2 separate regions of the Mus musculus genome follow, and region 1 is linked to region 2. The links are chromatin loops, found by intact Hi-C in ENCODE. Cell type or tissue: left cerebral cortex. All regions are shown on one strand.

What was found. Peaks named below come from ENCODE experiments on the same cell type or tissue, not always from the same donor. Only the 100,000 strongest peaks of a DNase experiment are listed, where the experiment ranks them.
Region 1: it touches region 2 in a loop (4-fold over the local background); 6 of 42 quality-filtered maps call a loop at or near these places.

The regions. Positions count from the first base shown.
Region 1 is chr19:57,158,054-57,166,053 of GRCm38, forward strand. The region is part of intron 2 of Ablim1 (actin-binding LIM protein 1); the gene reads right to left. Among named protein-coding and RNA genes, the nearest start is that of Ablim1, 54 kb to the right of the region's middle. In left cerebral cortex, a CTCF peak has its summit at 3,382 (motif pointing right); DNase peaks (open chromatin) are centred at 184, 3,440, 4,081, 4,415 and 3 more places; H3K27ac peaks cover 3,235 bases.
Region 2 is chr19:57,233,738-57,241,737 of GRCm38, forward strand. It overlaps a transcript of Ablim1 not described here. Among named protein-coding and RNA genes, the nearest start is that of Ablim1, 22 kb to the left of the region's middle. In left cerebral cortex, no CTCF peak of the experiment used is centred here; DNase peaks (open chromatin) are centred at 3,071, 3,745, 4,010, 4,940 and 3 more places; H3K4me3 peaks cover 2,619 bases; H3K27ac peaks cover 3,167 bases.

The DNA.
Region 1 (8,000 bases), 76 kb before region 2:
GTCTATTAATCTCAGAGTCTAATATAATACATAGAACCGTACAGTGTAATTAAGCAGAATCCTGCCTCACACTTGGCAAGTTCCCACCAGTTCCACTCCCGGAGTCGTCACCAGTTTGCATGACTCATTGATTCCTTCAAACTTACTTCTCGTAGCTCTGAGAAGGGGCAAACGGTGGACTTAGACCCACCATCCCCTTAACGCTCATCCAGTCACCAGGACTGGGACTAAAAAGCACAGATTTCCCCATGACAAGACCAAGGTGAGCTTCATGCTAATGCAGACCACAGGATCCCTTCAAAGGGAAGGCAAAACCCTCTAGAAGTCCTTTCTGCTTGCTGCTTCCTCTCTTGGGTGCCTCTGTGTGGGGCTTCTTTGTCCAAAAGTGGTTTTGTGGGATTCACACTTGCTCTCTTTAATTAAACCGTAATTTCACGAACCTAGCATAGCCCTACGACATGATTTGGCAACGCAGTTGAGAGGTGACAAACTGTGCTGTGTTGTGATCCGATTTGGCTTTTCTCAGAAATTCAAAGCCAAGCCACGTTATCCGACAACTATAGTTTTATGTATGGCGGCTTAGATACTAAGATAAACAATGTTTAACTGGACAGGAATCTGTGGCACACGCACCAGGCGATGAATGAGAGGAAAAAACTCCTTGCAGCTGGACCTAGGTGCTACTTCAAACATCATGACGTCACCTAAGACCAGAATGGCAGTGATGGTGATGTAATATGGTGATGTAAGACGTAATTGGAGGCTCCTCCTTCAGAACCCTAAACATAGGGAACTCCCACAGACACCATTTCCTTCCCTATATAATATAAGGCCTTCCTGGGAACAGACCTCACCTATCAACTTCTATCCTTGAGCAAAGGATTATCAGTGAGTGATCTCTGTCTATAGTGTGTGTCTTGCAAGCTTTATACTGTGGTTGTAACTGAGCAGGGAACAGAGTGCCGGCCTCAAACTCGGACTCTTCCAGTGGCTCTATCCTTTTAGCTCTGTGGTACCACTACCCCTAAAAGGCTTCTGAGAGATGAGTCTGTTCCCTGTGTTAGTAAACCTCTAGCTGTATCCACTTTCTCATCTGACACCCACATTTTCAAGCAACCCCAAAGCCCAGGCTAGCTCCCCATGAACACCCTCAGGATCCGCTCCTCCGTGGGCCTTCTTGTCATGATTTCTCAAACCAAGTGTCAACATTGCCCTTCTGCCTGGAAGCAATTTTATTAAAACAGTGTTTGTATTGTCAGGAAAAGAATTCACTTGGGACAGTCTGAGTTCCCATTAGAAAGGAGCTGGTACTGCGGTGGGTTAGACAATCATTGTGGGTGATTTAACATTAAGTGGAGCTGGTACTGCAGTGGGTTAGATCAAGCATCGTGGGTGATTTACCATTAATCAAGAACAAAGATTACAGAGTCAAGAACCTTAAGGAGTCAATTTTTAGAGACCTCTACAAACAACAAGAGTGAGCTCACAAAACAGAGCTACAAAGTTGGCTCTCTTGGGAAGGTAGGCACAATCAACTTTCAAATGCCTGTCGGTCAGCTCATTAGAAACACTCCTTTTAGTGGTGAGAACATACCTAGAACACTTGATTCACCATGTCATACCTAGAATGCTTGATTCACCATGTTATACCTAGAATGCTTGATTCACCATGTCATACCTAAAATGCTTGACTCACCATGTTAGTAATTTTCAGGTGGACAGTTGCTCATGTGTGTTCACAAGCTTGTGGTTTCCACACATCATCTATCCACAGGACTACTGTCTTCTTAAAAAGCTGAAACTCAGTGCCCATGAAGCAAAACCTCCTTTCCCTGAATCCCTCCAGTTCTTTGGACACCCCACTTCTGTCTTCTAGCTCAGTGAACCCAATTGCTCAAAATACCCACATGCCATTGGAAGCTCACCTGTAGTGATAATAACATATTAAGAGATTGGGGTGGGGCAGCTATAGAGATGGCTTAGCTATTAAGAGCACTGGCTTCCCCACTACAGGACCCAAGTTCCATTCCCAGCACCCACAGGGTACCCCACAAGCATCTGTAACTACAGTTCCAGGAGATCCAATACGCTCTCTGGATTCTGCAAGCAAAACACCTGCATATAAGTAATCAAATAAAATAATTAAAAAATTAGAAGAAGCTGGGGTCAAGAATGAAGAGATGGCTCCGTGACTAAAGCACTTATTGCTCCTTCAAAGGCTCCAGGTTCTGCTCCTGGTCTCTACTCGAGGACTCACATCACCTGTAACCCCCATTCCAGGGGATCGGATGCCTTCTTCTGGTGTCCCTAGGTGCTGCAACCATGTGGTGCATATACACACACACAAGCAAATACTCATACACATAAAGTAGAAATAAATGGATCTTTTAAAAAAATTATCCAAAACTTAATCATAAAGAAGAAGGAAGAAATCACATTCTCTCAGTCAACCTGGGGCTTGAGGTAGCAGCTCATTACCCAGGAACCGGATGTGGCTTGACAAGTTCTTACCATTGACTGAAGGCCCAGACTTTGAATTCTGGGACCTGATCCATTCAGGGGCCATTAAGACAACTAACACTTGGCTTATTACCCTGCTGCAGCCTGCTCATCTGTCCCTGCCCTGCAGCCAGCCATCTTTGACAGTCTCTTTGGAAGGCCTATAGACCTATGCCTTCAGTTTTTCTGCAAACAGCATCACCATGCCCCAGGACCCCTCCCTCATGAACAGTACATGTCCTTGACACACTTGTCTCGTGTTTGTAGGACAGTCATAGACACTACACTCCGACTCTGACTCAGCTCTGTTTACCCAATGTATCTGAAGGTGAATATTAAACAAATTCCAGAAGAATGTCAAAATATTCTAATTACTTTATTATTTAAAAATCTTTTTGTGTGCATAAGCATGTGTGTGCATGCGTGCCAAATGTGTGTGTGTGTGTGTTTGCATGCTCATGCACATGCCAAAGTGTATGGGTACACACAGAGGCCAGAATAGGGAATCTGGTCCTCTGGGTCTGGAGTCACAGGCACTTGTGAACCTCATGCTGACATGAACAGGGATCCTCTGGATGAGCATCAAATGCTCTTAACTGTTGGGCCATCCTCCAACCCCATTAATATAGATGTATTTATTTTATGTGCGTCTGTATGCACACACCACAGCATAGTGGTCGGCGGCTTGGGAGAGCTGATTCTCTCCTTCCACCAGATACGAGAAGCTCAAACCGCAGGTGCCTTTCACCGCTGATTCATCTCATCAGACCTTAATTAAAAAAAACAAAAAAACAAAAAAACAAAAAAAAAACTTTGTTTTGTTTTAAAGATTTATTTATTATGTATAGAGTTCTGCCTGCATGTATACCTGCATGCCAGAAGAGGGCACCAGATCCCATGATAGAGTCAGAAGAGGGCACCAGATCCCATGATAGAGTCAGAAGAGGGCACCAGATCCCATGATAGAGTCAGAAGAGGACACCAGATCCCACTATAGATGGTTATGAGCCACCATGTGGTTCCTAAGAATTGAACTTAGGACCCCTGGAAGAGGAGTCCGTGCTCTTAACCTCTGAGCCATCTCTCCAGCCCCCTAAGTATTTTGTTTTTAAAGGAGCTTTAGTACCTTTCAATGATAGCGCGAAGCAAAAATGTCTTACATCTACATGATCATAAAATAAATACACGTCAAGGTTGAATTCAAATGGAAATATGCACATTTTCCTAACTTTAACATATTTCCTAGGAAAATCACAGATTTTGCTCATTAAAATCCCAGGCTGCTAGCGCAGATGCTCACTGCCTTCCTTCTCAGGATCAATTATTAAAGCATTCTTCACCCCGAGTCCTGCTGATTCCTGCCTTGCTTCCCATCACTGAGGTCTGGCTACACACAGCCCTGCACCTTGTTATGATACGCTCTCGAGTCCACTCTACAAACCACCGAGTAAAATCTACTGGTTAAGTGGGGGACATCCAAGAAATTTTTATACAAAAGTTGTGAAATTAGTAACAAGTACATTTTTAAAAAAGCTTAAGTCTTAAAATAACAACTGAACAAGCGCTGCTTGGGCTATAAAAATACCATGGAACAGGAGGGGAACAGAGTGTGGAGGCGTTGGATCAAGGAGGGGGTGGGGAGAGCAGAGCCTAGCTTCAGTGGCGGGAGCTGGGCTGCGGAAGCATCTTAGGCCTTCGCAATGCAGCAGGTCCTTTCGATGCCCCAACAAATCCATCCCTGAGATGGTCCACCTGCCGGGCAGGCGATGCTCAAAGGGTCAGACTTACACCTGCCTCAAGGGGGGGTCCAGGGCTATCAGGTGGAGACCCTTTCTCCATCTGCAGCTAGGGACCATCCCTTCTCAGGCTGTGGATTCCAAGCGGCTCTGGTCAGTTCTCAGCAGTAAGAGAAGACCCAGGAAACATGATGGGGGACCAGCAGCCTTTGGCAGCTCCTCTCTTTACTTCCTGGGGAAGGCACTGGCTGTCTGGTACCCTGCTGGCAGTCTGCCTGTCACAGGATGCAAGATCTGAGGAACCAGTTCAGTGGTAGAACCCTTGTCTAGGATAGGTGAGGCCTTAGGACCAATACCCAGTACTGCAGAAAAAAGAACCCACAGGCATGAGGGGCCTTTCTGAGCTTTTCCACCTGGAGCAGGGCATCCGGCCTGGGTTACTCTTCCCTTTACAAGCTTGTCTGCATGGAGCAGGGGTGTGCAGCCAGGGCTGCCCCCTTTCCTTTATGAGCAAGCAGGCTTTGTGCTCTGGAGACGCGACTTTCCCCACATCAAGGTCAGAGCCTGTTCTGATGCTGTGCTTCCTGGCGCCATGCATGACTGTTCTGAGGTGGAGACTCAGATGTGACGGAGCCAGGGAACAGGACACTTCCCCACCCTCTGTACACACACATGCACACACAACTCTTGGATTATCATTGTGAATACCAAATGTGTGTGTGACTATGGGGTGCACATGCCCACAGCGTGTACACATGAGCACATATGTCAGAGACCAGAGGACATCGGTGTCTTGCCCCGTGGCTCTCCGTCTTACTCTTTCAAGGCAGGGTCTCTTGCCGAGCCTTTAACTAGGCTGGCAGTTGGCACCCTCTACGATGCTCCTGTCTCTGCGCCCCTGGTGCTGGGGTCACAGGTGTGCAGGGTCGCGTAGGTGCTGAGGGTTCAAACTTAGACCCTTGTGCTCCTCCTACAAGCAAGCTCTTAGTCTCAGGGACATCTTCCCATCCCCCTCCCCCGTGATTTCTTTTAAACTTTTCTCTCTTCTTCTTTTCCTCACAGATTTTTATCACGATGGTAACGGTGGCCTTCAGTCTTCCTAAGCACTCAGAGTTCAATCGGTGTCAGACTGACTCAATCCATTTCTGGACTGAAATGCAGAGCGGCGAGCTTGAAGCAACCACAAAAGGTAGCTCACAAGGGCTACTGCTGTAGCTCAGAGCTCAAAATAGCTGAACAGCACTCACCAACAATGACGTGCGGGGGCAGCTTCTGCCAGAAATAACTTCTGCGAAAAAAACGCTTGGACTCAAACGGTAAGCCTCAAAAATGGACTGTAATCGCTCCTCATTGACTTCTAAATGCACATCGAAATCAATGATCACTTCTGGGTGAGATGATACTTACAAGGTCAACCAGGTCGAAAATGGGTCCCAGAGCAATGCTTTTGGGGGATTCGAGTTAATTCAGAGTTTGAATATATGGTAAGAGTCTTGTTAGAAAGGAAGCTCTTGGAACCTCTGTTTACTAATAAAAGCATTGACAACATAGTATTTTTGAATTGGTTGCAGAATTTCATATACAAATAAAATTGATTACAAGCAGCTCAAGAAACAAGGATGTCACCCAGAATATAAAAACAAGTATGAAAATCTTTTACCATTGCATAGATCGATTACCTGAACACAGGGCTTTAAGGTTAAAAATGAGCACAGGAAGTATAATGGATGAAGTGGGAATACGCTCAACTGCAGGGTGCTTGCTTCAAAGCAGCCCTTTGTTATGATACCAAACACTAAAGGGAAGGGACTGAAGGAGGAAGGGAGAGAGGAAGGGAGAGGGGAGATAGAGAGGGAGAGAGGGAAGGAGAGGAGAAAGAGAGGGAGAGAGGGAAGGGGAGGAGAGGAGAAAAAGGAAGAAAGGGGGAGGGTGGAGGAGGGAGAGGAAGGGGGAGGTGGGTAGGGAAGGGTGATGGGGAGAGGGAGAGGGAAAAAGGGGGAGGGGAGGAGGGGGAGGGGAAGAGAAGGGGAGAGGTAGTGGGGAGGGGGAAGGGAGGGGAGAAGAAGAGGGAGAGGGAGAAAGGGGAGGAGGAGAAGGAAGAGGGGAGGGATGATGGGGAGAAGGAGAAGCTATCTATGCTTAAAATGACCAGGAGTTAAATCTCACACTTTTGGATTTTGGGTAGTAGGTAGATGTCATAAGGTCTCTCTCCCCTGTCCCTTCCCCTTTCCTGGCCCCCAGAATGAGCTGCCTCCTTTAAAATCCCATGCGCCAAGAGGAAGCTGCAGAGAAAGTCCCATGCATGTCCATGAACAGATCCTACAGACACAGATTCATGTCATCTGTACCGGCAAGGAGAAGTGGTTCTCAGAGTCTATCCCATCTCCCACTGAGCTCCTCAGTGACACTCTGGCTCTGCTCGGCATCTAATGCTCTGGTCCTTCCCCAGCACGTAGCCCACCCTGCACCCCACTGCCTCTGCTACCCCTGAGGATGCTCTAGCCCAGACAGCCTCCACAGCTACAACTGCACACGGCCACGTCTAGTGTTTCCTGTGGGTGGTAGGATCTGAACTCAGGCCCTCACGTTGATGGAGCAAGCATTCCTATTCACTGAGCCACCTTTCCAGCCTCTCAGAAGGAATGTTTGATGAAACAGACTCTTCTGATAGATTGGACATTGTAGAGAAAAGGAGCAGAAGATTATTTTAAAGCTATCAAAAATATCATTTTTCACACCCTCCAACACATAGTCAAGTGGCAACTGCTTACTGAAATGCAGTTCTATGGGAGGATGTCTGCCAATACTACCCCGGGAGAAGCACTCTTACGATCTGACATCTTCCACAGACAATCAGTGTTCAGAAATCTCAAAAGACATAACTAAAAATAACATGGAAAACTAGCTCTGTTCCTTCTGGGAAAAAAAAAGAAAGCTACTTAAGAGTGCCATCTTTTAATTCTTAATTTTTATTGCACTTATTTAGTGTATATGTGTGTGTGTGTCTCTCTGTGTGTGTCTTTGTGTCCTTCTGTGTGTCTTTGTGTCTGTGTGTGTCTGTGTATGTGGATGTTTCTGTCTGTGTATATCTGTGTGTGTCCATGTATGTCTGTGTATGTCTCTATATGTGTGTCCATGTATGTGTGTCTCTGTGTGTGTGTCCATGTGTGTATGTCTGTATGTGTCTGTGTGTATGTCCATATGTGCATCTGTATGTGTCTGTATGTGTATGTCTGTGTCTGTGTGTGCATCTGTGTATCTGTGTGTGTCTGTGTGTCTGTGTCTATGTGTATGTGTGTGTGTGTTTTGTGGAGATCAGAGTACATCTTTCAGGAGTTGGTTCTCTCCTTCTACCACGAGAGTCCTGAGAATCTAACTCAGGTTCTCATGCTTCAGGACAAGTGCCCTTACACATTGGGCTGCCTTACAGGCCCCAAGACACTGTTTTGTAAAAGATAAGAACAACATTATGGCTTCCTTCATTCCTATTAGAAACTCTATGTCAAAATGGATGCCTTTATCAACCTTGGCCCCACCTCTGTCTTCTATGCTTACTGCCTTTAACAAGGCAGCTGCCTCCTGCCCACACTGACACACATCTTTCTGGTGCTGGAGGGTTATGGCGTATGCCTTACGGGTATCTCTTGTCTCCTCCTTAGCCACATCCACGGACCCCTAAGCTCTCGATAGACCGAGACTGAGAGAATGTGCCTCTCACTCACCTGCTCCTGCTTCAGTTTCCATCCCAGTTCTACTCTTTATCAT
Region 2 (8,000 bases):
CAACTCATTCAACCTTGAAGAATAAGGACAAAGCACAAAGCCTCATTAAGAAACATCACTCCTGCCAGGCGCTCACCTTTAATCCCAGCACAGGAGGCAGAGGCCAACCTGGTCTACAACCTGGTGTCCCAGCTTATAGAAGCTGCTATTTGATTTGTAAATGTAAAACTATGCATGGCTGTGGTGACATAAAACATAAATAAAGCCGGGCGGGGGCCGGAGTTACCCCTTGGGTTTGGATGTCTGTCAAGGGCAGTTTTAGCCTCTCACACATTATGTTTTTACAATCAAAGTCTTTCCTTATACAGTTCATATTAAACAAATAATACCTGGAAGTAGAAACTATCCAAACTAGAATCTATGAAAATATAAACAGACCCTCCTAAAAGTAGAAATAACCCAAACCATGCAGGATTCCAAAGGATTAGCCAACAATATTATTAATTGGAAGGAATGTCCAGATAGAACTGTAATTTCAAACTGTGAAACCTGTTCATTATCCTGGGTGGGGCGTGAGTTTTATAGATGTTCTCATTTAACTTTCACACTCACTCCTATAAAACAGGTAGTTGTGTTACCCCTATTTTACAGATATAGGAATTTTGATTTGCAGGAATTAAAAGCTCAGGCTGGGTGTGGTACCGCATGGCTGTATTCCCAACCCATTGGAAGTGGAGGGAGGAAGAGAATTTGAAGTCCAAGGTTATCCTCAGTGACTTAGGAGGTTCAGGGTTAACCTGGGCTACATGGGACAGCCTTCAACCCTGTACTGGTTAGGTTTCTTTTTTGTAGACTTGATCCAAATCATCTGGGAAGAGGGAACCTCAGCTGAGAAAATGCCAGCACAGACTGGCCCATGGTGCACTCACTCTCTTGATTGATAATTGATTGGTGGAGGGCCCAGCTCATGGGGGTGGGGAGAGGGCAGTGCCACTCCTGGGCAGGTAGTCCAAAATGGTATAAAGGAAGCATCCAAAATGGTATAAGGAGGCTGAGCAAGCCATGGGGAGCAAGCCAGTAAAGCAGCACTCCTCCGTAGCCCACATCATCTCCTGCCTCCAGGCTCCTGCCTTGAGCTCCTACCCTGACTTCCCTGGATGATGATGTCTATAAGCTGAGATAGAACCCTTCCTCCCTAAGCTGATGTTGTCTGTGGCATTTTGTCACAGCGATAGAAATGCTGACTAAGACAACACCCATCCCATCCTCCCAGAGAAGGAAAAATTAGGAAATGTCACCAGGGAGATGGCTCGTCAGTAAAATGTTTGCCATGTAAGCGTGAAGATCCATGTTCTAATCCACATTAAGAAGCAAAGCTGGGCCAGGCATGGTGGTGCACGCCTTTAATCCCAGCACTTGGGAGGCAGAGGCAGGTGGATTTCTGAGTTCGAGGCCAGCCTGGTCTACAAAGTGAGTTCCAGGACAGCCAAGGCTACAGAGAAACCCGGTCTTGAAAAACAAAAACAAAAAACAAAAAGAAGAAGAAGGAGGAGGAGGAGGAGGAGGAGAAGAGGAGGAGGAGGAGAGGAAGAGAAGAAGAAGAAGAAGAAGAAGAAGAAGAAGAAGAAGAAGAAGAAGAAGAAGAAGAAGAAGAAGAAGAAGAAGAAGAGGAGGAAGTAAAGCTGGGTGCTGAGGCAGGCATTGGCAACCTCAGCTCTGGGAGTTGGAGGCAAAGACAGATGGAACCCTGGAGTCCACTGAGCAGTCAGCCTAGCCAGTCAGTGAGCTCCAGGTTCTGCGAGCACACCGTTCCAAACAAGCCAGGTAAAAAAGCAATCAAGGAAAACACCCAGTGTGACCCATGACCTCTAACTCATGTTCACAGACATGCCCATATCTATATATGCATGCAGCACATATACACACCACCAAAAAATAAAAATGCTGTTGGAGTTAAGAAGCTCACCCAAGGTTACACGAAAAGAGGTGTCAGAGCTATGATTTGACCCAACTCTCTGCCTCTGGAGGCCAAGGACTTAACCATGGCCCTCTGTCCAACGATCTGTTCTCTTCTGCTTTAACTCTATAGTGTACATTTATATCAGAAAAAAAATAACTTTGAAGTTCATCAAAGAGCTGTCCCATTAACAAGGAGAGAGTAAGTCTTCAGCCTCTGTGACCCTGTGTGAAGAGGCAGTGGTGGCTCCCGAGGACAAGAGGCTGTTGTGAGGTCAGGGAGGCTCACAGTCAGACCTGGCCCTGGTAACCAACAGGGCCACTGGAATACCAGAAAAGCCCTCCAGCATCTCTAGTGACCACCCTACATGTTGTGGATGATGGCATGCCCTTCAAGCCTTGTGTCAATCCTTCTGTCCTTCCCGCCCCCACCAGGGGATAACTGCCTCCTGTTGGATGACTGCCAGGCACAACTTTGGCACATAAGTGGGTCTTCTGAGATCATAAAGACAGAGAGTCACCTTTCTGAATGACACCTGGCACACCACCTGCCACCCATGGAGAGGCACTTGGTGAGTTAAATGCCACAGACAGAATGCTCATAAACAATCAAGGGAGGACTAGATGACACATGGGGAGAAGCCAGTGTTGATGCTACCAAGTAGAGACTATCATGGTGAGAGTAACTCGAAAGTTAAAAACAATAAACTCACGGGTGAAGCCAAGAACCTTGAAAGGGAGAGACCTGTGTGAATTAATAGTGTACTTGCACAGTCACGTAGGCAGCATAATCTTTTATATGAAAACAGAGGCTGACCCCTTAAGCCACTTTGAAATAGTCAATAAAGAGGTGCTTGTCACTCCGCTACCATGCTGACCAAGACCATGCGTCCCACAACTCCTAGAAGATTGCTTCTATCAAGTCAGCATGCAGTCCCTGAACGGCGCTGTAAGAAAAGGAAATGCTAGGCTCATACTGTCCATCAGATTTGAGGCAGCTTGGTGTAGTCATAAGCCAGAGAAGAGAGTGGCTGTCACGGTGGGGGAGGTGAGACTTGGGGAGAAGTTCTCAACGCCCTGCCATTGCTGTTTTCTGGGACCTGGGAGCCCTACGCTCCTGGCTGCTATTGGTCCTCACTCCTCCCGCACGTTCCTGGCAATGTCACGCTCTGATTGGCCCACATTTGTGGATGTTGGAAGAGCTCATTTGCCGAAGGAGCTGCGAATGCCTCTTTAAGCGCGAGAACCCATCATCTAACCAATCTCCATCTTCTCCCAGGAAACCCAAGAGGCATACAGACACGCTCTTCCGCTTTGTGGGAGGGAATGAGTGACATAGCGGGAAGGCTTGTTAGACACAGTCTTCTGATGATTATCCTAGCTTTCATCGCCGCCTTTAAAGTGTGTATGCAAATGACGGAGACCTAGGTGTCAGCAGTCATATTTAAATATAAAATAGAGGGCTGCATATCTCAGACGCCTAAATTACTATTAATCATATGCAAATGCTAGCTCATGCATTTCTTTTATATCTGAGGAGAACAAATGACTGCATCAAAATCTTGCCTCTACCTAGGAGAAGGGACGGGGGAATCTACTCTAGAAGGGAAGGGGATAGATAACCAGGTTTGTCTGAAAACATCCAGGAACCAACTAATGAGACTAGAAATAATGTTTAATTATGGTCAGACTCCCGTCCATTCAATGTATCCCTTTATAAAAATACCAACTTCAGCAAAAAATATATTGCTATGGCCCGGTATAGTAATACATGCTGTGATCCCAGCACTCAGGAGGCAGATGCAGCCGACAGCCAAGAGTTCAAGGCCAGTGTGGGCTACAAAGCAAATTTAAGGCAAGCCTGGACAGGTTAGAAAGACTCAAAACAATAGCAAATGTATTGCCAATGCGCCCTGAATCGAGCACTGTATTTTTTTTTTTTAAATACAGAGCAATGAGACCCTTTCTTGTTCCAAACATGAAGTGTGTCTGATTTTAAGTCTTGAAAGAATTTGCCAAATTCCAATCTAATTATGACTGAGATTCAAGTTAGCTGAGTGAGTTCTAGAGATACTTTCTTCAGATTCCAGCTGGCAGCAAGCGGGGACGCCAGATACCTTCAAAATATGCCGTGGAACAGAAAGGGAGTCAATTAAAGCTAAGGGGAAAAAAAAGATTTTCTTTCCGGGCTTAGCCTCTAGAAATAGCACCCACTTACAGCTTTATTCTACTGGCTTAGAATCTCTTAATCTCTTCTGTCATGTAAGACTTTTTCTGTAATTTACCCTAATGTTCCTGGAAAACAAGATGAAAATGCATTCTTTGTGTAGTACAAACAATTAAAAAAAAAGACCTTGAACTTACTTCAAAATAACATATCTGCATTATCATATCTTATATATCATATCATGAATGTATTCAAATAGATGTATAAAGACCCTGAGACACTGTAATTTTATCGCTATGACCTCTTTCAGTTAGGAAAATCATAAATTGTAGTTTTTTTCTTAACCAGAAAACACATTAATACATCTTAATGATTATGCCATATATAGCATTTTTATTAACTTTTAGTTTCAGCCCTCAAGGAGGTCAAGAGGGTACCTAAGAATCTTCTGTAAAATTCCTGTCATCCTATCCTTCAGTGCCGGTGGGGCAGGGGAGGGAAACACTGAGACTGACTCTGGCTTACCGCCCCGCCCAGCTAGGGCTACTGTCAACTTTAAAACTTACTATTCCTTTGTTTGTCAACATTTATCTTCCGGTTACTGTCTAAGGTAGATCAATAGCCAATGCAGGATCATATTTCCAGGTTGTGAAGGCCCGAGCTCTGAGAATTACTTTTACTGGAAAAAGTTGCAAGCAGGAGAAGACAGATGAATTATTCATCATCTACCGTGTGCCAGCCCTGAATGCCGTCATGCCTCCTGACAAGTGCCCTCATGTGAAGCAGACCGGGTGCCCCAGTCCTCCAAGTGCCCAGGATGATGACAAAGCTGAGCCAGGCGGAGCTGATCTGAGGTGCTGCAACTCAGAGAGCCAGCATTGAAGGGGAAGGCACAGAGCCCATCTGCCTTCTGCGGCATCCCTTACTTACTGCCTGCACTCCAGAAACCAAGGTAACCCAGCCCCACTGAGGAAGGAAGTCCCCCTAAAACAAGACTGCAGAGAAAGTATCCCCGGGACAGCATCCAAACGGAAACAAAGCTCTCAGAAACACAATCACAAGTGTTTGGCCACCATCACTGAAGATGCCCTTAAAGTACCCAACGGGTTGGCCTGCCCACCTCCTGTGCTTCCGTACAGAACAGCCCTGACTAGTCTAACATCCCAGTTTATTACTACTTACAGATATGCTGACATGTGGGATAGGCACTTTATGTAAGTATGTGTTTCTGGAATACATAGATTTCTATGTTAACATAAAAAAAAAAATAAGCATACCATGGCTTTACTGACAGAAAGAGCCTTCTGTCCCTCCTTTTCACTAAAGACAGTCCCCCGCTAGACACAGACGCCAAGTTCACAAAATGACACTCAAACCTTTGCAGTCTTCAGAGATGTGGCGGGGGTCCACTACCGCTGTCATTTCTGGCATTAACCTGTACCAGCCTCTGGCCTTGCTTCCCTTGGCGCACAGAAGGAAGGACTGAGTCCACTCCTCAGAAGCTAGGCTGGGCCTGGCTCTCTTCCCAGGAGTTTGTGGGCTGAGTTAAGTCAGGGAGGGGTGTGTGCCGTGGGTGTGCTGCTGGCCCAGGAAGAACGGTGAGTTTCCTGTGTGGTTCTAGCACCTTCCGCACCTACGGAGCTCTCCTCCCAGAGTTCCCACAGCCCAAAGGACCACTTGTAAAGAGCCTCCCAGACTCCCTGACACCACAGCTTCCGAAGACGCCTGACCATCACTGAGAAAGGCACAGAGAAAGCATGCCAAGAATGTTCCTAGGATTTGGCTCAATTTGCACAATCCAGAATCCAGATTTTTAGTCACTGTCATTTCACAATAGCTCTGAGAGGAGACGTGGAGAGAAAAGGATGATATCCTCCCCACCCTCCACCCCACTTTCCCCACCTTTCCCTAAATGAATTGCCATCTTAACCAGATGGGTTTTTATTGCAATTATTTTTAATACCGGGATAAAAAAGACACTATACAACTCTAGGGACTTTTTTTTCATTATCAGCTGCTCATCTTGGCTCTGGGAACTGTTCTCTGATAAAGCACTGGGATGGGATAGGCTTTGAACCATTTTCTCTCAGGTGCATGCTGGCGAAAGCAATGACTTTATGTGGAAAGGCATTCCCACCCCCACCACCCTGCCACACCCTTAGCCTGAGACTGACTTTGATAATCCAGCTACTTCTGAACACCTGGGTGTTTTGCATATTGGATAAGTTATGGAGACTCAACATGGGAAAGGACACTTAAGGCAAATGCCCTCAGCATCAGCATCAGATACATGGATGGCCTAGGAGAGAGGAGTTGGATTGGGAGAAAAGGTACTGAATTCCTCCAACAGGGAACCAACCACCAGCACCCATTCTGAGATAGTAATTTAATGTAAAGTCCAGCATTCACTCACTGGAGAAAAATGATTTAATTGAGACACATTAGTTAATAACATGTTTGATCAACTCAAGATCCCAGTTGTCCCTCTTCCTGCCTATAGGTTTGTTCTGCGGTGGCTCTGGCAGCTCACCACACTCACAAGTCCTCCATTCGCCTTCCCTAGCACAGGGCTACTGCCTGGGACTCAGGACATCTGATGATAATGTTCTCCTGGCCTGGCAAGGTACCAGGCGCCAGACGCAGGGCCATAACTAAATCCCTCACTGATAAAATGTTTGGCATCTGCAAAGCCGTCAGCTGTCAGCTGGTTCCAGGAGGCCCCTCGCACTGATGGAAATCTGGTTGTACCTGCTGCCTGGCAGTCTTGTGACAGTGATTCCCTATTTCAGCCCTAATGTTTTATTTTGTTATTGACAGTGTCTTGAGACTTTTACCATCTGAACACCAACCACACAAGTCTATCGCAGTTGCTGTCTTTAATCTTGGTGGCCTTCAATTAAAACTTAAAGGAAGCTAGTCTCTTAAACTTAAATTGCTATTCCTAGATAATTTTAAATGGAGAAACAAGAGAGGGTGTGGGCGGGAAGCTATAACTCAGCGAAGTGCTTGGCTCACAAGCATGAGGACTGAGTCCCACCGTCAGAACCCATGTAGAAAGCTGGTGTAGTGGATGCTTGTAACTCCAGTGATGGTAAGACGGGAGGGGAGACAAGAGCATCCCTGGTACTCCTCATAGAGCAAGCCTAGCCCACTCGGTGAGGTTCCAGGTCAATGAGAGACTCTGCCTCATACAAAACAGTGGAAGGTGCACAGAAACTTGTTTTTGACTCCCACTTGTTGCACACATACACACATGCACACATACACACATGCACACATGCACACATGTGGGAGGGAGGAAGGGAAGGAAGGGAAGGAAGGCTAGTGTGCCTCATCTGCTTTCTGGGGCTAAAATAGTTCTGGCTAAAAGTATGGCTCCCTGCCCCTCATAGACTGGACAATTGAGAACAGAGAACATTTAGTGCTGAGACTATTACCACCGAGAAAGCAATTCCCCCTGGTTAGCCTCCTCTGTATACGACCTTTGTTTAACCAGACAATTTTCTTGGCAATTTATTAGAATCAAACAAACTGTTAAAACATACAACTGCTTTGGAGTTAAATGGCTGTGGTACGTTACAAACTCAGGGACCTGGGTGTCCCTGACCTGATAGAACCAGGTCACCTTTCAAGTTAGGACAAGGTGCTTCCCAAGCCCTGTTCCTGAGAAAGAGATTGTCACAAGGCAAATAAACACACTACACTACAGTGCTTTCAATGGCGTACCCACCTGTCTTTGAGAAATACTTGAGTAAATGTTGTTGAACAGGCTTCTCAGCCAGGCTTAATATTAATATACCCATGTGCCATCTAGCTAAGAGATGAATAAGATAAGAAGCATTTCATAAATTTATTTGACCCAAGTAGCTCTGAGCCTTGTGTAACTATTAACCACAGTTTTGAGCGTGCTATTCAAAAAAAAAAAAAAAAAAAAAAA